Regions from separate parts of the Mus musculus genome. Here region 2 is linked to region 1. Evidence: chromatin loops called from intact Hi-C (ENCODE). Cell type or tissue: heart. All regions are shown on one strand. Links, peaks and the distances in the headings refer to the core of each region. The heading gives the core; the rest is flanking DNA.

The links. Hi-C counts contacts between places; a loop is a spot of excess contacts. Peaks named below come from ENCODE experiments on the same cell type or tissue, not always from the same donor. Only the 100,000 strongest peaks of a DNase experiment are listed, where the experiment ranks them.
Region 2: a loop joins it to region 1, with 4 times the contacts of the local background. A loop is called at or near these places in 4 of 42 quality-filtered maps.

The regions. Positions count from the first base shown.
Region 1 is chr4:82,429,497-82,446,171 of GRCm38, forward strand. All of the region lies in intron 2 of Nfib (nuclear factor I/B), which reads right to left. Among named protein-coding and RNA genes, the nearest start is that of Nfib, 68 kb to the right of the region's middle. In heart, for the core only: a CTCF peak has its summit at 6,557; DNase peaks (open chromatin) are centred at 4,545, 6,455 and 8,755; H3K27ac peaks cover 2,602 bases.
Region 2 is chr4:82,350,144-82,366,818 of GRCm38, forward strand. Nfib (nuclear factor I/B) reads right to left here. Exons shown (of 12, transcript NM_001113209.2): 4 at 9,589-9,657; 5 at 3,380-3,500; 6 at 246-364. Among named protein-coding and RNA genes, the nearest start is that of Nfib, 150 kb to the right of the region's middle. In heart, for the core only: no CTCF peak of the experiment used is centred there; DNase peaks (open chromatin) are centred at 9,128, 10,288 and 12,358; H3K27ac peaks cover 1,085 bases.

The sequences.
Region 1 (16,675 bases), core at 3,084-11,083:
TGTGAGATCCTTGGTTCAAACTCCAACACCGAAACAAATAAAAAATAAAATAAAGCATGTAGGGACTGGAGAAATGTCTCAGCATTTCTGGATACAGCAGAGAGCATACACTACTCTTCCAGAGGATCCAAGTCCAACCACCCCCATCAGTGCATGTATCTGCAGCTCCAGCTCCAGGGGCATCTGTCATGTGTGTCCTCTACAGTCACCTGCACTCACACACTGACACATACAATGACAAAGTCTTAAGATGAGTTGAACTATTTATTTCTCTTTACTCAAGCATTAGTCCAATTTGTTTGCTTCCATGTTCTCTTCTGCAACTCCTGGGGCCTATGATCATATAAGTCAGGGTGCCCCTGGCCTCTTGTAGGACTTCCTGAAGCAGAAGCCAAGGCCTCCTGCTGAGCGGGCATCTCAGTAGGGCAGGCTAGGAGGGAATTCTGCCTCTGAAGCAAGGCCATCACTTGGAAAGAAAACCAGGGCAAGGAAGAGAAGTACAGGTTAGGGCATTGCCCAAGGTCAGTGTATGTTACTGCTTGTCAGCAAATTATACTGATGTGAATTTTATATGCAAAGGCAAAGACTGCACCAAATATATGAAATACACACAAAAACAACTTAAACTAACCTCTTTCCAAAAGGAAACAAAAGCGAACCACCATTTTTATCCTTTCTGGAGTAACTGGAAACTAACATTTTCAAGTAAGAAGGAATTTCTCAGAAGTAAATCAAAATATTTTCAGGGGACAAAAATCTGGCAAATTATGATGGAAAGCTATGATAAAGTCTGAGGATCGCTGCTTAGCTGTGTTGTTGTTGTATGGGGGTAGGGATAGGAGGAATGCACATATTGTGTACGTATATGCACCCGAGAACATGCACGCAGAGGCCACAGGAACCATCGGGTGTCTTCTTCTAGCCCTTGTTTTTTGAGACAGTCTCTCTCTGAACCTGAAGTTTCTTACCCTGACTAAGCAGCCAGCTCCTGGGGTCCACCTGTCTCTCCTTCCCTGCACTGGGGATGTAGGCAGTGCCTGACTTTTTATGTGAGTGGTAAGGAGTTGACTCTGTCCTCTTCATTTCACAGTAAGTGCTCTTACCCACTAAGCCGTCCTCCCAGCCCTTGTATCTCAATGTCTATTGTAGATCTATAAGGAAAGGTGAGCATAAGGAGTAACGGCATTAATTAGCACTATGAGCTTAGGGGCTGCAGCCACTTCTAGTCTATAGATTCCATATGAATGAATGAGCCCGGGGCACTTGGATCATCACCACACTGTTTTGCATATTAAGCAGGAAGCCTGCTCTGTGACATCATCTGACATATAGCATCTATGGACTGGACGGTCATTTCCAAAGCGAGAAAGATTGGTGCTCTAAGACTGTGTGAGGTGCCAAGGGAAAGGTGCTTAGGAAACCTCTTGTGATTGGGAAAGTCCATCAGAGAAGTCTTTGACGAGTGAACTGTCATACTCAGGAAAAGTGGTCCTGGGGTTAGAATGACAAAGGACCTTGCTGCAGGGTGAATGGCAGAAATTAGCATCCTCTGTTTCAAACTCAGACCACAAACACATGCAAGAGGACTGGATTCTGTGTAACAAAAGGGCTGGTGGGGGGGGCACCCTCCTGGTGTAATGACACAAGAAAGGAGAGGATTAGAAAAAGAAGACCCATGGTTAATTTGTTTCTTAAAAATTTATTTACTCATCTGAAATTACTATTTTAATTTAAGCAAACTGAACTGAAATAACATTTCTTGATCACATCAATTCATAAGATACTAACTAAAAATATTTATATTTAATGTACATTAAATATTTCTAAATACATTTGAATATGGGATTGTGAGGTCACATGCCAGAGTACGGGGCTAGCCTGGGCTACAGTGAGTTCCAGGACAGCCAGGGATACAAAGAGAAACCCAGTCTCAAAAAAAATTAAAAATAAAAATAATAAATTACTGGATCAAACAATGTGAATTAAAAAAAAACATTTGGATAATGAATATTTGAATGTCTTAATTTAATTTCTACAATTTAATTTCTAGTCCTTAAGTCCTTTAGTATTCTCAGAATTCAAATATATCAGTCTTTATATTCATGATTTCATAAGCTAGGGACTTACAGATGGCAGGCACTTAATAAATATGTGTGTTGCAGAAAATGACCATTTGACTCCAGTGGGACATTACAGGATCTACGACTAAAAGCAATATTAAAAAAAAAATCACATATAAACTGGAGAGATGGCTCAGGTGTTAATAAAAAGACCTGCGTTCTCTTCCTAGTTCCCAAGTGGCAGCTCACAACCACAGTCTCAGAGGACCCTCTTCTGACCACAAGACCAGGCACATGTGGTATAGACATGTATGCAAGTAAAACACCCTATGTAAAAAGTAAAAATAAGCGAATGGGGTTTTTAATCAAACCTAGTTTATGAGTTGGCAACAGGAACAAATGACGTCAACTGCCCCATTGCTCTGAGGAACTCCGGAAGCTTCTGCGCGGTTTCCCACTGGGGCTCTGCCTTTACCTACCATAAGGTTTGAGTTCCTGTGTTCTCTCAGAGACATGCTAGATGCTTTCCTGGAACACAGCTCTGCCCTTCCTGCGCTTAGCTTCCATTTTTGAGGTTTCATAGTTCCACACAGGACCTCTTCCTTTTGGCCAATAAATCACTATATTCTCCCTCTACAGCTTTCCCCAAATGCCACGAACCGCTTCTCCAACTGCATCTGCCTGAAATTCAAGTTCGGGGAGCCACCACTGCTTTCCCACTCCCTGGCTGAACTCCAGCACCGTGCTGGAACCTCTCAGTTTCTCCTTTAATTTAAGGGACACATAGATAATTCTCATCCTACATATTCCCTAATACCAGGAAATGTACAGATATATAAATCTAAATGTGCTTCCTAGTAGACGTGACTGTTAGCGGAAAGAGTCACACAGAACAAGTGGCTTCCTTATCCTGACTAGTTTGTTAAGATTCATGTTGACTGTTGAAAGAAGCCAAGACACTACCTTTTAGGAAATCATCATTAACTCTGTATTTTATTCCCTGCTGTTGGAAGGATGCTGTGTACAGCTGGGGAGGCAGCTCATCGGGGAATGTGTACGATGCTTAGGCTTTCTCCCACTGCTACGCTGGTCCCTCTCCTGACATCTACATAGGCTTAACTGAGACTTAGTGCCGAAGGTTTAAGACTCCTTTTCAGTAAATAATCTGACTGGATTGCTGAGACAACAAGCAAGTTCATGTAGCTTTTGTTCAACATGGCTATCTCATCCTAAAAATATGACATACCAGTACCTGTGCAGGTGGAAGGGTTCTAACTTTAGTGGGTGGCTAATACTTCAGCCACCTTATGCTATGCCGATACCCAGAAGCATCACTTGGGCCTGAAAGGAACGGACGGGGGCAGGGGGCTTTACTATGGAGAGGAAGTCTAGAGCAGGACCAGAAGGAGCACCTGGCCTTAGTGCACACCACCACTCAATCTCCGGGCTGGAGCTCTGCAAACCTGAGACTTTTCTGCTGTTGCTCTTGTCTTATTTCAGAGTATCTGTGTGTGTGTTGGTTTGGATTTTTTTTCTAAAATAACTTCTATTAAATTTGTTCTTTGAAAATGTCAGACAAGTAGGTAAGTTATCCTGGGTACCCCCAACCCTCCTCTTAGCTCCCCCAGTCCATTCTCAATACCACGTCCTACCACCCCAACCTCCCAAACCTCTTCAGCCCAAGTACCCTTTCCCAAGTCTGTGGGTGTTATGGTTTTGTGGCCACTGTGATGATAGTTTCTATCCGCTGGAGTCTGCTACAGTGAGTACAAGGAATTTTGAATAACATTCAGACAAAAGCTAAATGCATTTTATTTAAGTTCACAACAAAGAATAACTAATTGATATCTTATTATTTCCTAAAAGGAACCTGAACTGCAATCCCAAGACTTGGCTAAACACTTGAAAACACATTTATAATGTACTGTTAATGAAAACCCAGGAATAACTATGTCTCCATCCATATTCCTGTAACAATGTTCCTTATAGAAACTCACACGTGTGGAAAAGACATGATCTTTCTATATAGAGCTATCTCCTAACAGCCTAAGTAAACTGTCAGTCTTATGAATTGATGGTTTTCTATAATGTTGATTATGGATTTTGTTTCCTACTGTACTCTTCAAGACTGACCGCAACAAAGAAGCCTCCTTCCACAGCTTCTTTCTGTCCTCCAGAGAAATTCACTCTTAATGTCACCCTGAAACCTCTGTCAGCGACCTCTCTAGTTTAGGATGGAAATTAAAACTGTCTGTTGCTTAAGTTATGTTATCAGAAGATTACACTACAACCAAATATTCTGACACAGTGAACATAAGTGAAACTGGACTGAAATGAGCCATCTTCATTTAGGCTTAGGACAGCATGGTATAATTGTATGTTCCCTTAGAATCCTGCCCGTCCATGTTGACTGACTCAAGAGGGGAGCCACCCCCCTCCCTTCATGAACCAGGCCGTGTCAGTCTTCACTTTGCGGCTAGGATTAAATCCCAGGGCATTTTACATCCTATTTAATGAACGAGGAGACGTTTTTCCGTACGGTGTCATTGTTTCGCTACTTCCCATGTTTATTTGGACAGATTCATAGCACTGGGTAGGAAATGTATTGGATGGCAACTTCAGTTTTGGAAGAGAAAGTAAACACATGCTGATTAGCAAACAGTAAGCTCTACTGGGTTTAATTTTGGCTTCTCTTAAAAAAAAAAATCCAGTATTTGGTGTGTGTTCCAAGTAGGAGCGTTTGTCCTCGAGTTCTCTCCTAGCCCCTTCCTGGAGAACATCCAGATTTTCCCCTCTCCCTCTCTCTCCCTCTCTCCTCCCCCCTCCCCCCTTCCATCTCCCCTCTCCCCTTCTCCCTAGTCCCCTCTCCCCCCTCCCACCTCCTTATCTCCTATATACCCTCACACTGGAAAACGCACTTCGGCCTATGCTATCCTCTTGGCAGAGACTTGCTAGGCAGCCCAACAGTAGGGCCACTGACCCATACACCACACTGTAGGCTACGGACCACATAGACAGAAGAAATTCTTTCCAGACTGAATAAGTTCAAAGGTTTAAAATAAAATCACAGTTCTGAAAGTTCTAGAAAGAAACTATCATGTCTGAGAAAAGACACTGGTTATTATGACAACATACAGCTTCCATTTCTCATTTGTCTCGTCTTCTGACTTTACTGTGCCTGCCCCAACCCCCAAGTTCTATTCTGCATGTTGCACATGCTCAACTGTCTTTTACTCCTCCCTTGCAAAACCATTCCAAGCATTATCACTGAAAACGTGCCCAGGGACAGAGCACACAAGAAAAACCATGGGCCCAGAGAGATGCACCATCCACTGTACACACTATCTTTCGTTACCCCTGTACTGTTTCTCAGAACATTAAGTTGGTATTTTGCCTTTTCACTACACAGAATTACTCCTCATAACTAGACCTCCAGAATGCTTCTGAGTGTGCAAATCGTTGTTTCCACATATAAGATGGGAAACTAAGTCATCCTGAAGTGCAGCAATGCCTGGAATGGCCCAAGAGAAGAAGCTAGCACCATCTGTTGATGGCCCACAGTGGGTCTTCATTTATTCAGATCTCCTGTTTTCCTCCAAGTTCTAGGCACAGACAGATATGAATTCTACTATATTTGAGGCCTTGGAATAAAGAGCACAAAATGACTCAAGCTCTAACCCCTCATGAGGCTAACACTCTAGCAAGCCTCAGGAACAGTAATAAAGACCGAAATTCGTATCGCATGAGAGGTAGTTCCAGGGCAACCAGTTTGGGAGGTGGGAGAGGAATGACAAAGAGATATGAGACTCTGTAGGCACAGGTAACTTGGACAGACTTGGGACAAAATAAGGAAGCAAGAGGAATCTGCAACTCTCCAGGGAAAGAGAGATTCCAGAACACAAACACCAGAGACCCATGAATGCTAGATGGTGGTGACATGGTCAGTTTCAGTGTAACATAAGAAAGCAGGCAACATTGTAACAGAGCTTAGGCAAACTGTTGCAGAAGAGGTAAGATGGGGCCAAGCTGTAAGGTACCTAGAAGTCATGGTTATATGTTGAAGCTGCAACCACGTAGGAATTTGCTAGCAAGCGATAGGTATGTGCATTCACTACACTGTATAATAAGCATTCAAAATCCTCTGCCTTAGAAGCAATGAAAGTCTCTCTCTACTTCCCCTGCCTCATAGAAGCTCTAAGTGCACAAGCAGGGGCCCCGGAACTAGATCTGTATACTCTCTGGAACACTTTCACACTGCACTGCTCTGTGCAGGGCAATACAAAGGGGTTGTTAGAGAGCATCTAGTACTGAAGGGCCACCGAAAGCATTTCCTTCTGCAAAGCCCTGCAGCCTAGGCCCACATCCGCCTGGGCCAATCCATTTGCTCTCAAACAAAGGTAGGAAATGGCTGCATCCTCGTATTTCATTGTGGGCTCATGAGTCAGGGCTTTGGAATTGGTGTCTTTGGGAGTGAGTGTCTATTCACCACGTCTCTTGCCACAAGGGGAAGAAAGCACAGATAAACAATAACACAGTTTCACCCAACTGAAATAGCAACCCATGGACTTCTCAAAAATAAACCAAGTTCAGTTCCTGGTTTCTTTTCTTTCCCTCTCTCTATTGGTTCTTAATCCTCAGTCCCCATTCCCCTTGTTTCCCAAACAACCTGAGGTCAGTTAGTGGTGAAAGTCCATCAAGGGATAAGTATTGTGAAGCTGTTGAGTTATATAGCACAGCTTTTAATAAGAAAGGATGTTACTGCTGATTGTTCAAGTATGCTAACGAACGCATCCCATTAACAGGCATCGTAAGAAATCTCCTTAAAATGCAAAATAAATCTCAATCATTTAACAAGTTATTGTCAGAGTGCTACAGAGAAGAACATTAATTTATCTTTAAAAACTTTTATTTACACAGAGAGCAAGACAAGAAAACCATGTCTCTCTCTCTCTCTCTCTCTCTCTCTCTCTCTCTCTCTCTCTCTCTCTCTCCCTCTGTGTGTGTGTGTGTGTGTGTGTGTGTGTGTGTGTGTATGTGTGTGTGTGTGTACAAGCAACTGTACACACATCAAGAGTGCTGCCATTCTAAATCTACAGGTGCAGGTCAATAGACCTATAAGCAATTGTTATCAGGAAAAGGTATGACTCATAGGTGGTCAGTGTACCCTCCCCCCATTTCTGGTGAAAGTTAAAAAGACAATTGCTTTTTTATGTAATCTAACATCACACGCCCGTGGTTAACTAAGATAGAAATGGAAGGAAGAGACAAAGAAGACAGTTCTAATGAGAATGGGAAGGAGCCTGTGTCCTAACCTCAGACATGTAAATGCTAGGTGTGGTCTCTACAGCTGCAATTCCAGCTCTGGGGAGGATCAGGCAGGAGCATCCTCAGTTTCAAGTCAGCCTGAGATATATAGTAAGAAACCAGCCCCCTAAACTCCAAAAAAAGGTGCATAAGCCTAGCCATCCAAACATCTGTTAAATTACTTCTATGATGGCATCCATGTGGTCAGTGCAGCATGACCACAACACATCAGCGTGATTATGAAAAAAGAAGTTTAGCAACAGGATATTTCTACCCGAGAAAGTATAAACTCTCTTCCAAATATTGGAGAGATCTGGTGTTTTCTACCCGGGCAGAATGGATTGTGAAAACAATGAAAAATATTCTCTAGAGAAGCAGAATGGAGAAGTTTATGTGCTACGAGAGTATTCACTCCACTCTCCCAGCCTAGAAATAAACTGCGAGACGGTCGGTGGCAGGAACGAAGAAGAATATGATCTTGAAAGGGGATAGGGGAAAACGGCGATTACAAAACAGGAATGCAGTTCTCACTCCTATTCGCGTTTGTCTTTCCATCACAAACTAGACTTACAAGTTTATGACTCTCCATATTGACACCTTTTCAAATAATATGCTGGACAAGTTATAAAGTCTCATCACACGTATAAATTCTGAATATCAATGATCATGTGTAGCCTTGGAAATATTTTAAATTTCCTTCAACAAAGCTGGGGCTAATACTTGGCGATTTTCTAAGAGACTGGACTGCCCCACTGAGGACAATAACCCACTGCAGACTTTGCTGGGCATGTGTGAGCCACTCTTCTACCTAGTTCTCTATTCAGACATGTAGAATGCTTCCATTTTGAAGCATATGGCTGGGGAGTCAAAAGAATTTAAATTGCCTTCAAAATGTGCATCGCATTATAAATGGTGCGAAAAAAGATCTCACTATTCAGCTCTCAACTTGGAGCATAAAGCATAGAAGCAACACAAGACTGCTTCAAACTTTGTCCAAAAACTCAACAGCTTCACTTGTTTATAGAGAGACAAAAGTATGCAACACAGTTTATAAAACAAGAACGATACACTGTATGCAAAAGTAAAGTTAAAAGCAAAGTATAGTAACAGCCCTATCTCATCACAAACACTTGGCAGCCTGTCTAAAGTACTATGGTCAAAAACATGATACCGTCTGTGTTGTACTTCTGCCAGAAAGCACTCCCGAAGTCGCAGTCTCTTTAGCCATCATCGCCACCTCATTTGGCAACCTCTCCCAAGCCTCAGTTCATCTACTCAAAATCACCCCTTAGAAACACAGAAGGCAGACAGAGCGTTCTCCTCGATCCACAGTCGGCAAGTCGAGTGGCTTTGGCCAGGGCATAGTAAGATACAGTTCTGAAGTGAGAAAGCCAGGACCAACTCTTCTTTATCCTCAAAGTCTCTCTGTGCATCAAGTTGAGCAGGGACACCTTCCACTAGGGATGCTCAACACTAGGGATCAGTCCAAAGGCTTTCTCTCAACCAGCAGAAAAAGAAGGCCACGTGGGTGGTGCACACAGAGACCAAATACACTTCCAGGAGATGAGGGCCAGATATACTGGGCCATTCCCTGCCCATTCTCTGTTTTCAGAGCTGAGCTACTGAACTATGAACACGGTATCTGTACTTCTACCTACATGTTTCTACAGTACCAGGTTGATACTAAAAACGAGACAAGTCAGGAATGCTAACCAAGCCCTGGGTAATAGGTAGATAAATACAATTTCTTCTTTTTGTTTTGTTTTGTTTTGTTTTTCCAAGACAGGGTTTCTCTGTAGCCCTGGCTGTCCTAGAACTCACTCTGTAGGCCACATTGACCTCGAACTCAGAAATCCGCCTGCCTCTGCCTCCCAAGTGCTAGGATTAAAGGTGTGCGCCACCACTGCCCAGCGATAAATACAGTTTCTAAATATCAGCATTTCTGGGTCCACATGGCACTGGTAACTAGGATATGGTGGTGTGCAACAGGCAAATATAAATGTGGTGAAGGACAGATGAGTGATGGGCAGGGACCAGCTGCATGAGTTATTAATTTTCACTGGGCATGAAAAGATTGGCTCCCAGGTTCTCCTGCAATCCCATGCCTCCTAAGGAACATATTACATAATTCAAAAACACAGATCTTCTCATCGTAAGTTTACAGCTTGCCATATTTCCCAGAACATAAACAATAATTAACAACAAATTTCATAGTTCTCCCCCCTCTTTTCTTCAAGAAACCTTCCACTTTGAAATGTAGATACAGAAGCGTCTCTTGGATCAGCGCCCATAAACATACGCTTTCAAAGGAATAATATGTACAGGTTAGTCTGCTGTGTACCAGATGTAAGAAAAGCCAAATTCAAAAACAAAAATATCAGCATTCAGCAGAGAAATAAAATTTAAATTAAATCCCATTCTTCCTCTCCTTATAGATGCAGAATCTAAAAGAAAAAAAAATCACAACTGGAATTGTTAAACTTGTTTCCTGCAGAAGAAAAAAGTTCAGCTTGGCACAAGACTCCATTCTTCATATACATTAGAATATAAGCTATGGCCACACGATCCTGAATGCACCCAATCTCCTCTGATCTCAGAAGCTAAGCAGGGTCGAACTTGGTTCATACTTTGACCAAGTAAGATGGTCATTTTTAAACTGGTCTCTTTGACTGGACTTCTACCACACGCTGGTATTTAAAGAGAATTTTTAGGAAAAGACTAGAACATTCCAAATGCAGAGCTTATCAGGAAATTCAGGCAGGGAAGATAAAAAGCTATAATGTTCATATCGGTATCAGGTCTTGAATATGGAAAAACTCTATGAAGATTAAAAAATTCAAATTCTCTGCAATTATAACTGGTGAGTCCTAATTTATCAGAGTGTTTGGAATGCAAAATGAGCACATTATCTGTACGTTGCCAGAACTGATATATCCTCTTAGATGCAAGGACATGCATGAGAGTACTATAAACATACTACAAATACCCACGAGCTGAAGGAAACTGGGGAGTCCAAAGCTGAGGCTGCACTCCTGATTCTCCTACGTCCCTCCAAGAACTTGGCCAGAGTTACCAGTGAGGTCCGGGAAGGAGCAGCAGACTGGGGCTTTGGACCACCCGTGCTTAACCTTTGCGGGGCCTCATGATCTTTCTCCGTGTTGTATACATCAGAGATGTCACTGGAGCGAAAGCCAAGTTTTAATTTAGAATTTAATAAAAATTGATTAAGCATCACAGAGCAGAGACAAAGCTGCTCCATAAATCTCCCGGCCCTTTTTGTGCTAGGAAGAAAGCAAGTACTGTCTGCTGAAGCAGATGACAGATGCTGGCTTAAAGATAAGTATTATTTATACTTCTCTACCAGATTTCTTCTTATGCATATCTTATCATGCATGGGTATATGATCAACAAAGAAATTATTTTATATCAGTCAAGCACGTTTGCATGTGCTCTTCCCTCCATGGGAATGGCTTTAAAGAGTTCATTCAAGCTCAGAGTTCAATTAAAGCAAGATGGAGGAGAAGGGAAGTTTTAAAAGAAAAATAAACATTCAAATGGTTGTTCCTTGAAATGCACTTTTACACAGAGGCTAATGAATATATATGCACCGAAAATAACTTTGTTCTGAACATATGCCTATGCATTTTAAATAAATGATGCATGTTTGAAAGATAGGAGCGTTTACCAAATCTAAACACATCAAGATATAGCTATATTAAACCGAAGTTATTTGTATAGTATGTTGGTTAGGAGACAGTACCTTGAAAGGAATCCAATGGTTATGTAAAGACAGAGCTGATTTATCCACGTCTGCAGATATTTTAGTTATCAGACTATAGAATAAAAAACTTAGACCTCATTCTTTTCCTCCTTACAGACACAGATCTTGTGAGAACCATCCTGTTAAAACAGACTGATAATAGCCAGGCCATGGTGGCATGTGCCTTTAATCCCACACTTCAGAGGCAGAGGCAGATCGATGTCTGTTAGTTCAAGGTCCAACCTGGTCTACAGAGAGAGTTCCAGGACAGCCAGGGCTACACAGAGAAACCCTGTCTCAGAAAACAAAACAAAACAAAACAAAAATAAAACAAAAAAACTTTTATTTAAATTTTCACTTTAACATATAGATGGAAGAAAACATTCAATTATTTGAGGATATGGAACTTATATTATCAAAAAGTAGTATTTAGCATTATAAGGTTCCTAAAAGTAGACCCTCTAATTTCCAAACCAAAGATGAAGCAGTTATGGAAAACATCAGGTGGGAGGAGTACTGAAGTAATGGCTGCCTAGTCACCCTCCTCTACCCAATATCCCACCCTCCAGACCCTAGAATCTAATAAGGGCCTATCTGGGAGAGCTTGGGGTTTGTGGTTGTTTAGTTTTTTGTCACTGTTGTTTTTAAATGCAGAAAGATAAACTTGAGAACTGAATCTGTATATCCCGCCAGGAAATCATCTATGGTTAGATTTACCAAATCAGGCTTAAGAACAATACCCAACCAGACTGGTCCAGGTTTTGTCTCTGGCTTCCCTTCAGCATTTTAAAAGGCAGAGAGGTTTATCTATGGAAGGACTAGGGAAGCCTGGGGTAGGAGTGAGATGTAAAAGGTGAACCCAGACTGCAGGGAGTCCTGGCTGCAGAGGGGGCTCTCTGCAAAGGACAGGGTAAAATGACACCGCCTCTAAAAACACAGGACAGCACTTTGGAAGGACTCTCTTGGCAAAATTAAACTGTCTGGTTCTGTGAAAATTACTGCACAGTGGTCTCTGGAGAACCAACAGTGCACTGAAGTAGAATACACAAATCAGTACCTCTATGCTGTAATCCTATGCTATTATATGCAATAATTTTTTTCTTTCCTGAATTATATATGAAAGTACATATATACTGGTGCAGCGACTAGGAGCAAATATTTCCAGAAACTGCTTTTGTGTACATCTCTTAAGCACACAGTGCTGCATGAAAGCACTAACCAAAGTAATGGCTTCAAGTCCTCGGGATCTTGTTTAAACAACTCCACTGCACAAAAGTTCAGGTTGTACAATGCAAGTATAAGAATTTTGTAAAGAAAATACCAGCAACAATATGGCCTTACAATAGAAAACACAGTTAAAATATATATTAGACTAATCAAATATATTACAGCCATCATTATATATTTTGAATCAGCTGATTTAAATGAGAGAAACTCAAAAATAATATAACTCAACCAAATATTCATTTCCTCTATATGAAAGGAAAACAATTATATTACAGATGACTTGAAAATCCACTGTCACAGGGGAATGCCAGGGTCAAAAAGTGGGAATGGGTGGGTAGGGGAGTGGGGGGGAGGGAATGGGGGACTTTTGGGCTAGCATTGGAAATATAATTGAGGAAAATACGTAATTTTAAAAAAAGAAGAAGAAAATCCACTGTCTTCATTGATTAGTAAACCACAGAATTGTATTTAGCCAGTATTCTTGCAGCATATGCATGTACATTGACAATGCACGTCCACTTCTAATGCCTGTCCGCTGTTTGGTCTTGTAGAGGACCCAAGCTCAGGTCACAACACCTCATGTTCACAACTGCCTGTGACTGGTGGCTGCAGACCCAGGAGATCTGACCTTCTCTCCTATCCTCCACTGATGCCTACACTCATGAGCACATCTACACACACATACACTCACTTACCCCACCCCCATGATAAAAGTTGCTGCCCACAGTTCAGCCTAGGATGTGCTCAACTGCTCTGCACACTCCTGTTTCCAACCCTACTTCTCAGAGGCTTTGAATTATTCTCTTTGGATTTCAATTCCTCTACCTAGTCCCTTAAAAGGCAGCATTCCCCCAAAGTTGTGTCCCTGATATGCTCACCCACTCAAATCTTCATCAAACTTCTTCTTCAAAGGCTTGGGGATCCAACAGAGCTAAATTCGGATGTGTACCTTTATTTATCTGCTACATAGCACCAAAATGTCCCTACCCAACCAACAAAATTAGAAAACGTAGCTCCCAGTTCAGTGGTTCTCCCTCCCTCTCTGGGAAGTTAACAATTCCTGCAGATGATTATGTTAAAAACCTCAGAATCATCCTGATTCCTCATCCCTGCACCCAGACTACACCCACTTTCTTTCTATGCTGTGCTTGCTTTCCTCCTCATGCTCAGAGTGGCCTTAATTCAATGTGTTATATTCAACAAACAGGAACCCCTGTGATGTGCCAAGGACCATAGATGGTGCAAGCAAAACAGCAATGAAACAAACCAGCAAAAACATACTCCCTTCTCACAAGGTCCTTCAAGTCAAGCTGTGGGAGAGACATGTAAACACATCGTTACCCTGTGCTGTGATAGAAGCTATAAGAGCTACACATAAATCACGGAGCAGGACAGAGAAGGGAGTGATCATTCCATCTGCACAGGCCAGGCAGGACTGCGCTGCGGGTATCACTTCAGAGCAGGGTGAGAGATGAGGAGTCTGAGGTTGCAAAGAGGGGGCAAGGCATCCTAAGGAGTGCAGAAGCTGGACTTCCAACTCAAGCTCGCTAATCAGCACATGTATTTTTAAAACTTGTTTGTCCAAAACCTAGACCTAATTATGACACTTGTATTTCCCCTGAAGGCTTTCAGTAGCTTTCCATGAGCTCTAGAATAAAATCCAAATCCTGAGCATTGGCAAGGCGCTTGGATTTTGAACTCGGGCTTTGTGAGCTTGAAGTCCATTCTTCCTGTTCTCCACATCCCCACAGCAGATCCACAGGCCACCACGCCATCATATGAATTAGTTTTCCAGCCATCAGAGTGCTCCTCTGTCTCTCATCTGGGGAATCATTTACTCTGTGACATCAATGTTCAACCTCACTGAAAATTTCCCCAACAGACCTGGATGGCTCCTCACTTGAGCTTCTAAGCCTCTATCTGCACACCCCGCCCCTGGATTATACAATCAATGCTCATATCTGCTATGTGTAACATACGTATGTGGTATTCAAAATCATGTCTACTTCTGATACATGTTGGCTGTTTGATCTTGGTCACATTTTTTCATTTCTCTGGATTTTGCCTGGTGGTGGTGGTACATGCCTTTAATTCTAACAATTGGGAGGCGGCAGAGACAGGATCTCTAAGTTCGGGACCCGTCTTGGCTATAGAGTAAGCTCCAGGTCAGCCAGGGCTACATGGAGAAACTATTTCTTGGAAAAACAAAAATCAGACAAAAAAACAAACAAAACATGCTCAGAGTTTGAATTTGAAGTGTTTAAGCAAAGCTAGCAGCTTAGTGTTTGAAACCAATGAGACATGCTGAAAAGCATCCAGCAAAATGCCTACACGGTGAATATCAGTGGTTTCTCTTTCTCTCTACATAAACACACAGTAAAAAGATGGCTTCCAGCAGTCCAGGAAGAATGCTTCCACAAGAGCTCAGCTATGGGGACATCCTGCTCTTGAACTTCCAGCTCTCAGAAGTTAAAAAATGTAAATTCCTATTGCTTAAGTCACATAGCCTATGGTATGTGACTATGACATGGCAGCCCAACAAACTAGGTCTTACAACCTTGTCAAAAGTATTTCAATAATATAGGATTAACTGTTAAGCTACTCAGTAAAATCTATGGTACAATGCTAAGTACATGTAACTTTACCCACATACAGCACAAATCTCCCAGATTCCTAACAGAACTGACACCATTTTTCAGACAGATCTGGCTAAAGTTCAGAGTCTTACCATCAGCCATCCAATAAGGTGGGTCAAGTTGGTGACACTATTGTTGTGTGGCAATTTCCTCCAAGATAAAATTTCCATTTTAGAGGGCAGCTCATTAAGACACAGGGTGTTCTACAGAGAGGTGAAATAATCCATCCTGCATCATTATGACACAGGAAATAAACAAGTAGGTGGTTTCAGGGCGTCTCTAAAACATATCAAATTCATTGGGCTCCTCCCCCTTCAGCCATATGTAAGTCTTTAGGAGACAATGACCACAATGATCAGCCAAGCCAAACTACCTGGAAGAGGCAGAGTCCAGCCTAGCTGTCTAGCAGAGGCTCAGACTACCTAGGCCTGAAAAAGACATTCTCCAGCCTGACAAACTACTTGGTTCCAGTTTTTTTTTTGTGTGTGTGTGTGTGTGAGAAATCACCCAGAGTGGTGTGGGCTTTGGTGATGTCAGTGTCTTTCCGTCATTTTTGTTCCCCAAAGTTACACCTCACACACACTCCTGGAAGTACACCCAATAAAACTCAGTGGATCACCAAATGGAACTTTGGTGGTATTCATTTTGGTCTGCTGTTGATTCTCTATCTGAGGTATGCAGCAATTTGTTATGTCTTCCTGGAAATAGTACCACCAACAACTTACTAACAGAAGTCCTAGCTTTACCACAGACTTCTAAGGAAATTAGGAAGGAAGGAAGGAAGGAAGGAAGGAAGGAAGGAAGGAAGGAAGAAGGAAGGGAGGGAGGGAAGGAAGGAAGCCTGAACTACTTTCCTCAGAAAACCTTACCAGCCATCTAGACATTTCTGCCTTGCCTTGAGCCCAGAGTGCCGACTGCCATGGCACAGATATCAACTCTAAGACAAGGTGGCCAAAGGCATGTAGTGGCTCTCCCCACTCCTTAGTGACTGCAAAGAAGTGATTCCATTTCACCAGATGCCAGCCTCCTATTTCATAAAAGGAGGATTTAAATGCTTATCTCATAGGATTACTCTGAAGGTCCAAAATAAAAACATACGTGTCCCATGGCATGTCATACTGTCTAAGGTACTCTGTGAGCCTGAATGTCATCTCATTACCAATTTCACTCCTGCTAAAGTAAAAAGTAGCATCTTGATAAACTGTAATCCTTTTCATCTATAGTGGATCTGGTTAGTTGGTTTGCCTGTTAAGGTGTTGTTTGGATAAAGTCCACTACTTTCTTGTAATCAAAAGTAAGAATTTCCCTCTGGGGAGATGTATTTGTTGACTCACTCCAAGCACCTAGTTTGCATGTCCTGGGTTCGTCTTCTACTCTCAGAACAGGAGACCAGGTGCTACCAATGAAGGACCCATCATTTAGAGATTGGTTCAGAAGTAACCAATGACAGGTACCCTAGACAACTTGACTGGAACTACGGGGAAAGAGAACATGTAACCTCCCAGGTTACTCAGCTGATAGTTTACAACCATGAAGCTTGACCCCCAGTAAGAAGAGTGAGTGAGAGGGAAGGTAACAATAGGGATAGCATAAATTGAGAGCCAAAGAAGCACTGGCAATGGCAGCAGAGAAAGCGCTGGCTTTACAGTACTCAGTGCCCAAGGGTAAGCTGGACATTAAATCACATC
Region 2 (16,675 bases), core at 4,830-12,829, 78 kb before region 1:
AGTCAGCTGAAGACATACTTGTAGGCCCTGAGAGTCCATTTTTGTATGAACATAAAAGTATAATAAAATGGGATTTTTGTAACTTTGATAACATGTGACCACTCTGGTAAAATTATCTTTAAAAAGGTTAATGAAATTAGTTCAAGGTTAGTCCATACTGGTTCCCCAGGAATGGTGACTAAGTGCAACATGCAATAAGCAGTGCTGTAGACTCCAGTGCTACTTGGAAGGCTCTCTGTACCCACCTTGATCTCGTTCATGCCATGTTCGACTTCCAGCAGCTGGTGAATTTGGAGAGGGGTAAAAGTCTCCTGTAGGACTTGGCTCCATATTTTCATCTATAGATATAGTTTTGGGTCTTTTGCTGTTAAAATATAATAATGATGACATTAATGGCATTTCTGGGAAGATTGTGGCATTTGTTTTTAAAATGAAAAATAACTTCCATAAATCCAAGTTAAAGAATTAAATTGAAAGAATGGTGGGTATTCCAGACATCCATGGGAATAGTGGACATTTGCAATAGCATATATTCTGTATCTTCCGTGTGCACCACCTCCATCTGCCCACTTAACAAAACTGTTTGCTAGAGTTATCTATTCAAATTTTTTTTCAGGGAAACTTAGTCACTGAAAGTGAATTCTCAAGTGTGTCTTTTCTGCTAATGTACAAATTTTGCTAAGATGCACTGACTTATCTTATGTTTTTGATATTAATACTGTTCACTGCACAACACAGCCACAGACAGTGCCAAACTGTGTTGTTAGTTTGGAGATAAAGGCACTGGAGCTGGGCAGTGAAAAGGTTCAGGAATCCCATGTTTGGCCTGCCATTTATTAGCTCCAGTAGCAGGTACCTCAACCTGGCTAAGCTCAGTTAATCACCTGTAAGGTGGAAATAATAAAACCTAGTTTAAAGAGTTTGGTTGAGAAGATGAAGTGAGCTAATACCTATAAAGCTCTCAGCTAAATGGCTTGCAGTTGAAGAAGATACTTATTAAATATTAATTATTAATGCTGACCTTGTAATTAATAACATGACAACCGGTTCTAGAAGTTTACTAGTTATAAGTAAGTATACCATGATCTTCCTTAAAGAGACTGAGTTACGGGTCCTTTATTCTTAAGATCAACCATGAAAAATGATTACTGACAAATCAAGAGGTATACTTCAAGAAAATTCCATTATACTTGAATGGAATAACATGACTTATTATGAAGAAAAGTGGATATCTACTGCAAAGACTAAAAGTTATAGTGATAGTTTGGGACACTTTACTTTGGTGTGCTCCAACCAACACCCCAGTGAACAGCTAATGATTGACTCTTCAATGAATACTCCTCTTCACTAAAAGAATTCTTCCTGGTACCTGTGTTCATATGCAATAAAATACCTCCTGGATTCACTTCATGCACTGTTAAAAGCTGTAATGTCACCAAAGTTTGGAACTGTAGATTATCTTTTAAAATGCATGTATTCTAAGCCCCCATTTTTAACAAACGGGGGTTAGGGGGTAAATATGGAGAAATTCAGTGAGTTTACCCCGGAAAAGTGAACAGAAGTAGTCCCCCAGGAGGAAGGAAGGTCTCCCAGCCACAGCACTACATGCCGAGTCCTTGAAGCCTGTTCACATCTCAGTCTCTTTGTGGATACACTGGGTTAATTGTTGGCTAAGAATCCCTGAGTACACACGATTGAGCATGACAATTACTTCCCATGACAAAGCTTACTAGAAATGATATCATTTCTTCAGTCTCTATCAAAGTATCCAAATTTAGAGACAGGGGCATGTTTTTTTAAATTCTCCTTTTAATGTAATTCTCTTCCACCATGAGTCGGCAGAAGTAGACAAAGAAAGGGGGAGGAATTATTTCCACAAGGAACAACAAAGAAATATCTTTAGGCTCGACTTATTTAGGGTCGGCTTATTTGGAAGGACCCAGGATCTGATACTGAGTGGCCATGGGGAAAGACCTGTGCTGACAACATATGGACCCACGGGAGGAAATGTAAAAATCCTCAGTCACATTTTAAATTTAAAAAGATCAAAACGCTTTTAAGGACTTCAACATATCAGAGATAATTTTAGTGATAATAAACCCAATTATCTTGATATACAATCTAATTACATGAAAATATAGTTGGGTTATAAATGTTATAAAATTGGCCTTACTTTATAAACACATAAATATGGATATTTCCACAGAGGCAATTAACTTTCATTACTGAAAAAGTCTAGAAAAATACTTTTCCAGATTGTCTTTTATTTCTAAAAATTAGCATAATGCACACTTTTTGGGGGGAGAATATTTGTGTATATCCTTGCGCTAGTCTGTGGATATAATGAATGCTCCAGAAATGGACTTTATACGTGGAAGACAAAACCCAAAAAGGAAAAATAAAAAGACCTCTATGTCTCTATATTTATCTTGAATCAAAGTTACAGTGTGCCAGAGTCAGTAAACCCCTCGCGTGAGCAGAGCACTAAAAGCCAGGGACCCTCACTCTTTAGTGTCGTCCCCAGCACAGGCTGGCTAACTCGGTTTCAGAGTGGCTGGTGCTTTCCTTGGTACCAGAAGAGTTAACTGATCTAGTCAGAGAATCTCAATTAATTAAATACTGCAGTCTCAAATCAGGCTTTCATTTTAAGGCTAGGGGAATGACATCCTTTCCCATGTTTCATGAACCCAAGTACAGAGGTGTAATTACGGTAAAAGTCATCTGGATGCGCTGGCTATCGATAATGGTCACTGCAGCAACATCACTTGGACTTTTTTTTTAATTGGTTATTTTATTTATTTACATTTCAAATGTTGTCCCCCTTCCCAGTTCCCCCTCTGGAACCCCCTCTCCCCTCCCCTTTGCCTCTATGAGGGTATCACACTTTTTAAGGTTTTTTTTTTTTTTTAATTTGTGTGTATGTATGCTTTGCCCATATGTGTACCATGTGCGTGCCTGGCGTTCATAGAAATCAGAGAATGACACTGTATTCCCTGGAACTGGAGTTTCAGTATGGTTGTGAGTCACCGTATGGATGCTGAGGACAGAACCCAAGTCTTCTATAAGAGCAACAAGTGAACTTCACCTCACGGCCATCTTTACAATTCCCAGCATCACTTTAAAAGTTGCCAAAAGATTAACTAGCAGGATCATATGTCATGCCATAAGACAAAAAACGTCATACTTCATTTCCCCCCCTCCCCCCAATAAAAGACTTTAAAAGGTGACAGTGGTTACACCTGATGCGAGAATATCAAAACAAATGATTCTGGCAAAATTTTGAAGCATGTGTGTTGCCAGCAGAATACCTAGTTGCCTTCTTTACTTGTCTGTCTGACTGCACAAAGGGGGAAAGCACACACAACATCTTTGTCATTACCTGCTCGGTGGAGAAGACAGCGACCTCTGCAGGTTCACACCAGAGTTCATGTCATGATAGTATGGTTGGCTGGGAATTTCTCCGATTGGGAAGTTGACTCCAGTTCCCTGGGTTATGGGTGCTGAGGAATAATTAGTTTTAAAGAAAGATTGTAAGTGATACTCATTGTTACCTCTGTTCAAATATAAAATCCCTATTTTTTTTTTCATGGCTCAGGGCAAGAACTCTCTTTACCTTAAGATTTGATATCCCCTGAATGCTGCAGATAAGACCCAGAAACCTCGTCAAGTCTGAGCATTCCAGACACTCACTCTAGGTCCCTGGACACCACTTTCCCTGGTTACAATCACCCAGTCTTCTTCATTCACTCCCCCATATGATTGGTCACTATATATGCTACTCCCCAGTCTGTAGATGTAGGCAGGGCAGAACAAATAAATTTTCCTTATTACTTAGCACCAAATGAGTGGCTTGCACTGAACTAAATCATTGTTAACTAAATAAATATATAAGGCTTTGACAAATAAAGCTTATTATCTTATGAGAGTTTTGACATCAGCCCTAAAATGAATTTAAAAACATGATGGTTAGCAATGTCTGGTGGCATACACTTGTAATGCCAGCTCAAGGAGTTTGAGGCAGGAGAATAGAGAAGTCAAGGCCAGACTGGACTATATTTAGCAAGGCTGAGGCCAGTCTGATGTACAGAGTAAGACCACGTCTCAAACAAGACAAAATAAACAAACATAAGATCACAGTGTGTATAATTTGATTTAAGAAAATCTTGAATTGTGGCAGAGATAAGTAAAGTTTGTGAGTATGAAATAAAAGCCAAGGTGTTTTACAAATACACATGCAGGCAGGTTTTATAAAGGAATGTTCACTGCACCTTCACTCCATATGTTAGGGTCTCAGGATAAAAAGAGGCTCTCAGTCCAAACCCCCTGTTGCTTATACAGAGTGCGCCTCACTTTCCAAACAACAAAAGGAAAAGGAAAAGGAAAAAGGAAGAAGAGGAAGAAGAAGAAGAAGAAGAAGAAGAAGAAGAAGAAGAAGAAGAAGAAGAAGAAGAAGAAGAAGAAGAAGAAGAAGAAGAAGAAGAAGAAGAAAAAAGAAAAAGCTAGCACGTGTGATTATTAGGGGATAAAGCAGTGGGAGCAGAGGCAGGCCAGAAGCATGTCTTCAGCACATGTCTTCGAATCTATTTCCTCTCCAATCATTTTTTGGTAAAATGGAGTAGTTGGTAAAGATGGAACTGTTCAAAACTGTGCAAAAAGCAGGCACAGACAAATGAACCTCCTCGCTGGAAGTTTATTCTTTAAAATGCTATTGTTTGGAGACTGAAGACATAGTTCCATGGGTAAAGTCCCAGGACAGGATCTGAGTTTGGATCCCCAGCATCTATAGAAAACCAAGGCTGTTCACCTGTAATTCCCATTCTGGGAGCACTCCCTGATCAGAAAAGTTCAATAATAGACGCTACCTCAAAACACAAGGTGAAGGATGAGAGACGATCCCATGTTGGCATATGGCCTCCATATACATGTATGTATACACACATGAATATATGAATGTGTGTGTGTATAAAAGAAGGGAAGGAAAGAAGGAAGAAGGGAGGGAGGGAGAGAGAGAGGGAGGGAGGGAAGGAGGGAGGGAGGGAGGGAGGGAGGGAGGGAGGGAGGGAGGGAGGGAGGGAGGAAAGGAAGGAAGGAAGGGTCAGACAGGTAGGTGCGCAGGCTGAGAATCAGACAGGCTAGTGCCTGTGTCTATCACAAGCAGGCATTGCAATGGATACGAAATATTCTCAAATACATCTGTGTTCAATAAACAAACAGTGCAGTTTGTAGAGCAAACAAAATACTTGAACAAACTTTAAAATACACTGAAAATTTAGATAACAAAAAAAAACTTTTCCAATGAGTAACATAATCAATATATTCTAATATTAATATATATTTGCAGAAGGAAAGGACAGTAATGACATGAATGGAGACAGAGAGAGACAGAGACAGAGACAGAGAGAGACTGGCTGACTGACTATGGAAAAGCCCTATCTGGTAGTAGACTTTGAAGAAGGATCAAGGCACTGAAGGAAGACTTTTCCAAGCTGATGTGACTGTAGTAGTAAAGTCAGGACAGAAACAACATACAATGTGGAGAACTAGGCAGCTGGGGTCAAGGGGCAGAGTGTTGGGAGGCCAACTGAACCCTCAAGCCTTCAGTAGCTCTACTGAAAGTGTTCAGGAGACTTGGTGACTGATTTTAGAGCTCTTCAAGTCCACTCTTTGAGCACACAATCTACCATAGCCTCTCCTAACTGCCTTCAGCTGAATGTATAACTACAAAGGATCACTAATTTTTAAGATTTTTTTTCTCTTCCAAAACTTTTAGTAGCATTAAGGTGTATTTTCTATCAATTTGACTGGATTTAAATATCTGTTGGTCCAAGATCAACTTTAGATGTTCTTAGGAAAGTATAAATAAAAGGCACATGTTTTATTAAAGAGAACTAATCAAGGATTGTGTAGACAGAATCTCTACTAAAATACAGCATCTACACACCCAGGAAGAGCCTCAGCTCTAAAATGGGAGCCCCTGCCTTTTGTTAAGTTGTTCAGATTTTAATCGCTGTGTTTAAATTATTTGATATACTTGAACCTTCTTTATAGAGAAAATATTTTTTATCCTAAGGGTAAAGGCTATTTGAATTATTTAGACAGTTGCAGTACTGATGTATTTTGTAGCCTGAAGTATGCCAGAAGTTTAAAAAATGTAGAATTTCTTTCTTCACATTAACCACGTGCCTTACAATGTATTTGTATAATGGTGGTCTATGAGATATGAGAAGCAAGGTACGCGTTAGAGGCAGGTGGCTGACTGTCTCATAGAATGTGAACAATCTCCTACCTCTTAAAACAAAAATGCCTCTCTTTCAGAGTGGAGTTGGACTCCTGTGGAGTCCAGGTATGTGACCGGTGACAGCAATCTTTTGGTTATATCCTTACCTAATCCAGAAGATGCCAGAAGAGACAAGTTGCCTGAAGTCCCCAATATACATGTGCATTACTCTCTAATAAATATTTTCTTTGTTCTGGCCACTTCAGAAATATGAGTTATTTGACAGTGTATCGATAAAATTGACAGGAACTCTACAGGTTGTATCATTTAGATACATTTTTGTAGTGGCATTAGGATTGCACATTAGTTAGGCAAGTTTCTTTCTAATGGGTATACATTCCTTAATAGTCACTATAGTTTAATAGTAACTACAGTTTACTTAGTCAGAAGCATGCTAGGTATAGTATGCAGTAAAATGGTAATTTAAAAAAAAAAAAACGTCAGGGTCAGGTATGGTGATGGATGTCTTTCATCTAAGCACTCAGGAGGATGCAGGTGGATCCCCATAAACTCAGGGACAACTTGATCTACATATTGAGTCCAGGCCAGTCTGGGCTAGCCCATACTGAAAACTGAAAAACTTAGAATGCATTCTGGCAGTAAATGTGAAGTTATTGAAAAGGTGGTAGTAGTAGTAGTAGTAGTAGTAGTAGTAGTAGTAGTAGTAGTAGTAGTAGTAATACAAATAATAAAAATAAAAAACATGTTTAAAAACTTCAAACAACACACAGATTCCTGAGCAACACGAGAGAATATAAGAAGAGCAAGCCGTCCAGGTCTTCCTGCTTTTAATCCTCTGGAAGAGCCCAAATCAGATATAAACATGACTCTTAGCACCTCTTCTAGACAGAGCTTTAAGAAAGCCAAAAGCTACAAATCTTGGCTATGGTATGCCAATGTTTTTCTAGAAGCCATACACATTAGAACCTGGGTTTCTAAAGGTTAGAGGCCAGAAGCTGTCCTTAACCAACTTTTAAAAAGAAGATAATATCTTTCAACAGTGTGATTCCTGAAATGGAATGGCTTCATTAGCTAATGTCAGCATGGATATTAGTAGGCCACATGACAGTAAAATGCTAGAGGATAGTACCAAGGGCAGGCCATGAATCAAGAAGCCAGTACCTGTAACACACAGCATAAGACTTAACTTATGTGCTGAAGTTTGACTTCATAAACCCCTATTTCATAAACAATGTAGTTCAACTGTGTAAACAAGATTATAGTGTGAATATATTACAACACTTAGGAGAATAGAACTTTCAAGAATCTCAGAGACATCTATTTACATATGCAGGAGAAAGTAAATGTTTGCTGAATAAATTAACTAAGGAATGAATATGGATAATTAATGTACTAATTACAAATCAGGAATGTTTGTTATGACACACAGCTTAAAAACCTCTAAGAAATGACAGTATAAATTAAGAATAAATGAGTGAAACATGTTAAAATTTACCTTGTTTCTGAAATGTTATGAGAAGGTATTTTTAATTTATATTTTATGTTTGAAATTCCCATTTTTTTTTTCAAAATATCATTCTGGGCTCTTGAAGATTCCAAAGTGGCTTTCTTTTCACATACTTGGGCTAGGGCTATCTGTAATGGGGCACTACGTGAATCCTTTCTGATGGACGGCTCTACTGTTCTTATAAGAAGGGACAAAACCCATTATGGGGTTCGTAAAATGGTCTAAGAGGAGGGAATGTTTTCCTGTGCTCTATAGTTTCACAGTTCAGAATCTCTGCTAAAGAACAACTTTGAATACCTGCTTCCTTAGGGGATTTCTGGAAAATCACATGTGGCCTTGAACAATGAACTAGATCATCAGAAGGCTTGTGTGAAGTACATACATACACTAGCGCTTTTGGGATACACATATGTACCTGTCATCCCCGATGCTGCCTTCAGGTAGATGGACCCATGACACTTATATCTACACTGAATCCTGGCAGAAGAGACAAGGTATATAAGGTCTTGAGTGGCCATATATGTCATTCTCCGATAAACATGGGTTTTTGTTGGTTGGTTGGTTGATTGGTTGGTTGGTTGGCTTTTGTTTTGGTTTGGTTTTTTTTTCTGGAAAGCTCACAAATCTGAGTCACTTGAGAAACTATAGTTCAAAAGACAGTCACCTGGCAGCTTAGAGACAAGAGTTCCCAAACAGGAGGACTCTACAGCTGCTTGGCTAGTCTTAAATTCTTAGCTCACTATGTTTGGTCTTTACAGTTGGTTGTGGCCCTCATTCATAAACTCTGGAGTTGATACAAATTAAAAAAAAACAAACAAACAGATTTTGTTGTTGTTTGTTTGAGTTCTAGTTTGAGAAAGGGAATTGTTATATATCCCCAGCTGGCCAGGAATTAGCGATGTAGCCCAGCTGGCTACAAGCTTATTGCAATCCTCCTGCCTCTTGGAGTACTGAGATTACAGAAGTGTGCACATGAGGACTGGTAATAAAGACAAACAAGGACCCTCTGGACTTGCCACTGGATCATCTAAGTGACATCAGTTCTAGATACTTTCTATCGAAGCATGAAGTCAAAACACAGCCCTCAAGGTGACCTGAACAATCTAAATCAAAGACAGGATCAGGAAGAAAACAGTCACCTCCTTTTCTGTCACCAGGGCATTAATACTGGCACCTTGGATGTGTCTGCTCACACTGGCATAAACCAAGAGCTGGTAATCAACAGGGCTTCCCCTTGGCTTAGGTAGTCAGTCAGGTGAGTTTACCCTAGAGAAACCCAATCAAGCTGACCAAGAATGGCACTCAGGTGAGGTGGCTGCTGTAAACAACTGGACATTGTTTGGACTAACAATGCTTTCTATCTATATCGGAGTACAATCTGCAAAGTTAATTTCTGCATCCCTTTACACACTGCATGTGAGTGTGTATTCCTGTACACTTCCAACCCCCACCAAAGCGCCATAACTGAAAAAGCACTTATCTACAGGAAACGTATGTGGGTTATCATAACAACACAGGGTACATTTAATTAATCACACTTCCTTTGATATAAATGCCCATCTATGGTCACAGAGAACTCAAGTGAAGGGATACCAATATGATGACCAATGAGAACAGCCTAAACATGAGCGTTACAGAACACAAGGCTAAATGGAAATGTTTACAAAATCAGGTAATACCTTCGGTTATTTTATTAGAAAATTTAAGATTTTTTTTTCTGAATCATGAATTTTAAAATTCAGATACTTTTAAGTAGTCAGTTTTCACACCATATTTAAGATTTAAAATGTGCAAGATTTTAATGATTCTGTGTACCTGTGTAGAGAGAAAAGTGTTTACTTACTTCTGGATACTCTCACAAGCTCTGATACATTGAAGACTCCGGATTTTACAAAGCTGTCCTCGAGGTACCCTGAAAACAAGCATCAAAGGAAAAGGGTCAGAACACGCAGAGGGTAAAGGTACCAATTAAGTTCTAGAGTTTGTTCTTTAGACTAGAACAACCGCCGGGAATGCTTATTCTGAAGACACGTAAGAGTGGAACCCAAGTACAAGCTTAATCTGTTTTCAAAAATAGGAAATATAAATAACACAGAAAACCCATGGAATTTCCCATTCCTTTTCTAAATCTGTAATTGGTAGGATCCTGTTTGCCATGGAAGACAGGGAGAAGGAAGGCTGGGACACGCTCTGAATGCATCTCATTCTACAACACCTGGAAAGCCAGTCGACCTATTAAAAATGGGGGAGGGGGGAAGGAGCTAGAAAGAAAAGGAAAACCACAACCACATCACAATTAGCACCGCCTTGGAAAAGCTTCAAAGATCTCTCAAAAGCACTATTCTTTCACAAATCCTTCCCTGATTAAAGAACAGTGAGCTGCTGCTACCAGAATTTCCAGCCTTGTTCCAGGGCCATTCAACCAAGGATCAAAACTTGACAAAGAGTGGAGCAGAGACTGAAGGAAAGGCCATCCGTAGACTGCCCGACCTGGGGATCCATCCCACATGCAGACACCAAACCCAGACACTTGCTGATGCCAAGAAGTGCTTGCTGACAGGAGCCTGATACAGCTGTCTCCTGGGAGGCTCTGCCAGATCCTGACCAACACAGATGCTCACAGCCAACCATCCAACTGAGGACAGGGACCACAATGGAGGAGTTAGGAGAAGGACTGAAGGAGCTGAAGGGGCCTTTTCTGACATCAATGGGAGGGGAGGCACTTGGTCTTGTGAAGGCTTGATGCCCCAGTGTAGAGGAATGCTAGGGCAGTGAGGCAGAAGTGGGTGGGAGGGTGGGGAAGCACCCTCATAGAAGCAGGGTAAGGGGGGATGGGATAGGGGGTTTGCAGAGGGGAAACTGGGAAAGGGGATAACATTTGAAATGTAAACAAATAAAATATCCAATTTAACAAAATAAATAAGGTACCATTCATAAAAATAAGATTATGTAAACAAAAATAACAAAACAAAACAAAAAACCCTTGGGACACAGTGAATCCTTCCTTGCACCAAGCTGAATCTCTGAACCTTAAATTTTCTTTGGCAATTTTCAACACTTTCCTTACTCATGCTACTACTGGATTCCACTCATCGTTTTTTTCCCCCTAAAACTAGATGTTGCAAATGCAGTGAAGCACACAGCGAGCATAGGCTCGGTCCAGGACCCCGGGGAAACCCTAGCTTGCTTGGTAGGTCATTGCATGGTGTCCAGAAGTTTTACAATTCTTTTTCCTATCAAGAGTACATGATGAGAGTTGGAAGATCGTGAATAGCTTAAACTACCACAAAGATAACATAGAAGTCTGAAAAGTTCATAACAGAAGTATTTCTAGAACAGAATACCCCAGCGTCTGAGACTCTGTCACTAGATTGCATTTCACACACAGCTTCATAACTGACCAAGAATCAGATTCAGTACAGGGAGGTGACACATGTGTGGAGAGTCACAGGGAACCATCAAGTGAAAGATCTGGGAGGCAAACCCTGGCCTGAGTTTGCCAGCTAAGAGATGGTGGCCATGTGAGTAGACCTTACTTTGTTTCAGGTTTCTTGTCTATAAATGAGAGAATAAAAAAAAGAAGGAGAGAGGAAGAAAGAGAGAGAGAGAGAAAGAAAGAAAGAAAGAAAGAAAGAAAGAAAGAAAGAAAGAAAGAAAGAAAGAAAGAAAGGAAGGAAGGAAGGAAGGAAGGAAGGAAGAAGAAAATCACCCACCTCCTAGTGTTACTATCAATACAAAGAAAGAAACAGCAGTAACCGGGGTAGCACAGGGTAATAAACCACTACCCCAGTGCACAGGAGGAAGAGGCAGAAGATTCTTCAAGTTGTGACAAAGTGAGATCCTGTCCCAAAACAATGATAAACAGTGGTCAGATGTGAGCGAAACAGTGGCAGCTTCCAGCAGAGCCACACCCTGAGCACTGAGCCGTGCATACTAAACGCTAAACAGCCTCTTATGAGTTATAACGTTTTGCTTAGAAAACTCAGCCACCCAGAGTGCCTAAGAATTGATTGCTGCACAGGCATCAGGGATGTGAAGAGCCAAGCATGTGGGAGCGTGGCTTCACACGCAACCTGTTTAGCCTTTTAGAAAAGCCAAAAGAGCAAAAAGGAGGTACAATGTCTCATTTGATGAGAAAGTCTGAGTCTCAAATTTAGTAGCTACTCTGGAAAAATTTATATATATATAAAACAAAATGTCCCTAACTGATATACTTCTATTTTAAGAAACTGAGCAATGAATTCCTCACTATGTTCAATTTGTTTCAGTTGTTTCAGAGATGACTGAGAAACCAACCAGAACTCTAAAAGGTGTTAGACGTCATAAATGCAAAAAAAAAAAAAAAAAAAAAGGAAAAAAGAAGGGGGTAGCATTGATACCATTCTCCTGGATGGGAACAAGAGGTTTTAATGCTCCAGGCCACTGCAGATTGTGTAGTTTGGTTGACCAGCTTATTAAAGATGACTTTGAACGCATTTAATATGTCAAGCAGAAGGGCACCGGTTATTTAACATCTCTGCAGCCAATCACTGTCCTACTCTCTAGCTCATCCTGTTACGTGCTGCTTTCAACTCTACATGTCCTGCTGAATGATAACACACCCTGACATTCTCTGCCCTACCCCCATCCTCTGCTTCCTCTGACCCTGGCTGGCAAACATAATGCAGATCCTCTCTGCTCACATCACACCTACTTAGTCCTGATTTTACACATTACACATTCAGATTTTCCAAGATATTTGTTTTCAAGTATTAAATTCTTTGTTGGATTATCAGTTCCTTTATTTAGGGGAGTGACAAGGTTTTGTTTTTCAGCATATCTCCCTGGGCAACTGACTCATTGCCCTATATATAGAGTAACTACTAAACGAACCCAGGACAGTATTTTAAAATTCAGCTTTTAAAACCAAGGTCTTAAATTAACAGCTTAGTGATCTTATAACAAGATAGCTATAGTTGGCACAAAATCGATGGGTACCTCTGCTGGCTCCATCCCTCCCATGAACTTGTTTGTTGAGGGGTTTGTTGTAGGCATGTCTGTCTATTCTGCAGCACATGGGTCCCAACATAGCTATGAATCTGGCCCAATCCATTTGCAGATGACATGTGAGTGTAAAAAGGCTGGACTTTTGGGAAAAAGGAAACTAACACTTAAGGTCAGATTATAGTTCTGGCTCTGTTGTATTTCTTAATGTGTAACCTTCGGCATATAGTTCAATCAATAACCAAAGGATTCAAACAAGAACATAAAAATGCTTGCAAAAATAGATGTGTGAAAGAGGGCCACTTAAATGGCTAAGTAGATAAAGTCACCTGTCACCAAGCCTGACAACCTGAATCTCATCCAGCACGTGTGTGCGCACACGCGCACGCGCACACACACACACACACACAAACTAATAAATGAATAAGAGAATAAGTGTTGAACATTTCAGCATATTTACATGAGTTATATCATGTGATACACATCTCAGAATGTAGTAGGTCTGACCCTAAGTTGAACTTTTCATTGTAACTATGAGTAGTTATGGCTCTACATGTTCCTAAGTCACACAGATTAAGACAGGTGGTATGGGGACAGCCTGAGCCTAATCACAAGGGAGGAATGAACCACCTCCAGGCAGATTTTTTGCAGCAAGCTAGGCAGTCAAACAGGAGATGATGGGGATTCCTCGGTGGTGAGAACTTGAAATCTACAAGTAAAAATGAAAGCTTTTTTTTCCTCTACCAAACTATGAAAAATAATGGAAATATATCAGAACCCAGATGATAAAATGCAACCCCTTAGCATCCACTGAGCTCTGTTGCTGCATAGCACATCAAGAGATCTGATGAAGGGAACACTGGCAAGCAGCCGTAATAATGCCTACTGTCCCTAAGCCCAAAGGCTGGTGGTGGGTGGGAAGCAGGCAACGGTGGTGGCATTTCATGTGTCTTTATACACAGCACAACCTTTTCGATGAACAAGAGTCATCTAAGTCAGACACCGAGAGGAAGAAACAGCCCAGCGCTTGGGTAACTAAGTGCCTGCCCCAGCAGTCAGAAGACAAATACTTGGGCAAGTAACTGGGAAGGATCTTTCTCTCAGTGGGCCTAGAACCCTGCAATAATATAGAGTCAGAGAATCAGCAAAACGCCAGGGTACTGCTGAGGCCATAAAACCTATGGTAGCCTCCAGGCTACGGAGACTTAGAGAAACACAGTCTCACACGGAACGTGGTCTATTGTAAATCTCAACAGCTCATGCAAAGGCCAGATATCTTCAAGTAATTTGGAGAGATTCCCGAGTAAATTCCCTTCATGGACCAAAGGAAATGTGCCCATCTTTGAGGCAGAGCAGCTGCTTAATGGTTATAGAGCAATATTACACAACAGCATAAGCCAGGAAGAAAGAACAACTCCGCATTTGTGTGATGCTGTGTTTACATACATCTATGCTCTTTAAGAAAAAAAGAATTGAGTCGGGAAATAAAGAGCTCCACAAACATAAGAGTCTCAAAGGCAATATCAAATTACATTATTTTACTTCTTTTTTATTTTTCTCTGACAAAACAACAGTAAATCACTACTCAGAAGTTAATATAGTGTTTAACCTCCTTTACAGACAATAACAGAAGGGACACAATGGCATATCTGTTAATATCTCAAATTATAATCAGCACCATTTAAATGTTAAGCAACATTTACATAGAAAATCTAAGGGAAGAATGATAACACTCATTTTTATGGTCTACTGTGTTCTATTCTTGAAATTAAAAAAAAAAAAACCCAAACCACAGGGAAAGCAGTTATTAAATTCATGAGAGCCGTCTTCAAGTATTTGAAGGCAGTTAATGTAGATGGTAGATTAAACTTATGCTGAATAATTCCAGGAACTGTTTCCTGGCTCCATCAACAGATTTACCATCCAATGAGAAAAGTCCTAAAAAGCAATGTGAGACTGCAATGTTAAGCTTAACCAGCACATGCCCAGTGAATGTGCAAAAACCTTCACGGCCACAGCTTGGTAAGGGCCATGACAACGATGGTGCCGTCTTAGAGATAAGGAACTCTCTGACTCTAGAGAGTTGTGTTGTGTCCAAGCCCCTCCACTGGACATGAGAATTCTCATGCTGGGTTAAAAATAAAAGCACCAGCAGAAACAAGAACAATATCTTCTTACTAAAAAGCCCTTTGAATCCCTCAGATTCCAGGTTTACTCCCCCATGTTAACTTTTCTCACACTGTGCTTTCAAAGGACAGGTGTCATCTAGCCTTTGATTCCAACAGTTTGTTTCCATCAACAGAAGAAGATGACGCAACTCCTCATTTATGGGAGCCAAGGGGATGTGGGGAAATGACCTCACAGGTCTCTCAGCACCACAGACCACAACTAAGGCACTGCTGCTTTTCTGGTAGAGGTGTTATGTACACAGCTCTACTCTGCCTCATCAAACTGATCAGAAACATCTATGGTTGAATCCAGAAGTAGATCTGAGTCTCAATGACAGCCACAAAAACATTCTAACATCTAGAAATAGTTTGTCTTTTAATAAAAAATGCAAGTCCCCGAAGCAAAAATCTAGTGTTAAAAGAAAAATCTCCGGTATTTACAGACTTGGACAGTGCTGGGTATATTTTTAGTATTTCCTTCCAGTTCATAAAACTTTCTCCTGCATGTCTAATACATATAATTATGTGGTTTTATAAAAATTAAAACAAAATTTATTTAAACATATCCATATGCTAAAATTTTCCTTTTGATGTCCTATCCTTTCCTGTTCCAGAAGCACGGTTTCTATGACGACACTGCATACTTGATATGACCATTCTCTTGGTCATTCTCTTACTGTTTGGCATTTTAGGTTCCCTTTTTTTTTTTTTTTTTTTTTTTTTTTGGTTTTCGAGACAGGGTTTCTCTGTGTAGCCTTGGCTGTCCTGGAACTCACTCTGTAGACCAGGCTGGCCTCAAACTCAGAAATCCGCTTGTCTCTGCCTCCCAAGTGCTGGGATCAAAGGTGTGCGCCACCATAGCCCAGCTTATTTCCCATTTTTAACAAATACTATAAAGAGCACCACCACTAAGATCCTCACGCACAAATCTTTGTCAGCAATTCCCATGATTCCCTTTGGCTGGAGTTCTCAGAAGATGGCTTACCAGGTCAAAGAATATGCTCTCCCAAAGCTCTTGCTCAAAACTACCCGGCTGCTCTCTATGAAGGTTTCTGCCAGTTAGATTCCCCCCGGGCACACTGCAAGTTTGCCACCCCAGCACCTCGTGTGGCTCACTAGAAACGGCTTGTCGTTAACTGTGGCAAGTTGATCTGAGCAAGACATCTCAGAAGGGATACTGTAATTTCCATCTACTTCATTAGAAAAACTGGATTTATTTTCCGGGGTCAGTGGGACAACAGATACATATGTATTATTTCTTTGTCAAGAACTTTGAAAATAGAGCTTTTGGAAAAACAAAAGGAATATAATCCAGAATAAAGTCAAACACTAAAAGTATGTAAACCAGGAGTGTACTAACAGGAACATTTATGCTGAATATTACTTCTAAACTATTGTAGTGAAAGACATTTTTGTGAATATTTTTCTTGTCATTTGAATAAAGCCTTACTAATCTTCCCCACTTAATATTTTTCTCTGAATACAATGGCCTTTGGCTTATCAAACTGCTATGAGACAACAATGGTCCCTTCCATCATTCGCAGATGCTCTACAGTATTAGAATTATGATCCATGTTCATCAAGGAAGACAGTTCTGTCCACTTAATGATAAACCAGTTCCCTCTGAGTTTTCTATGTGTGTTTGGAGGAGTACTGTGGCAACTTTGTTCCTGTGAAATTATCATACCAGAGTGATGGGGACGAATCACAAAACGGATCGGAAGACAAAACAACGCCTGGCTTGAGGCCTGGCTTGAGAGACCTTCCTAAAGGTTTAGG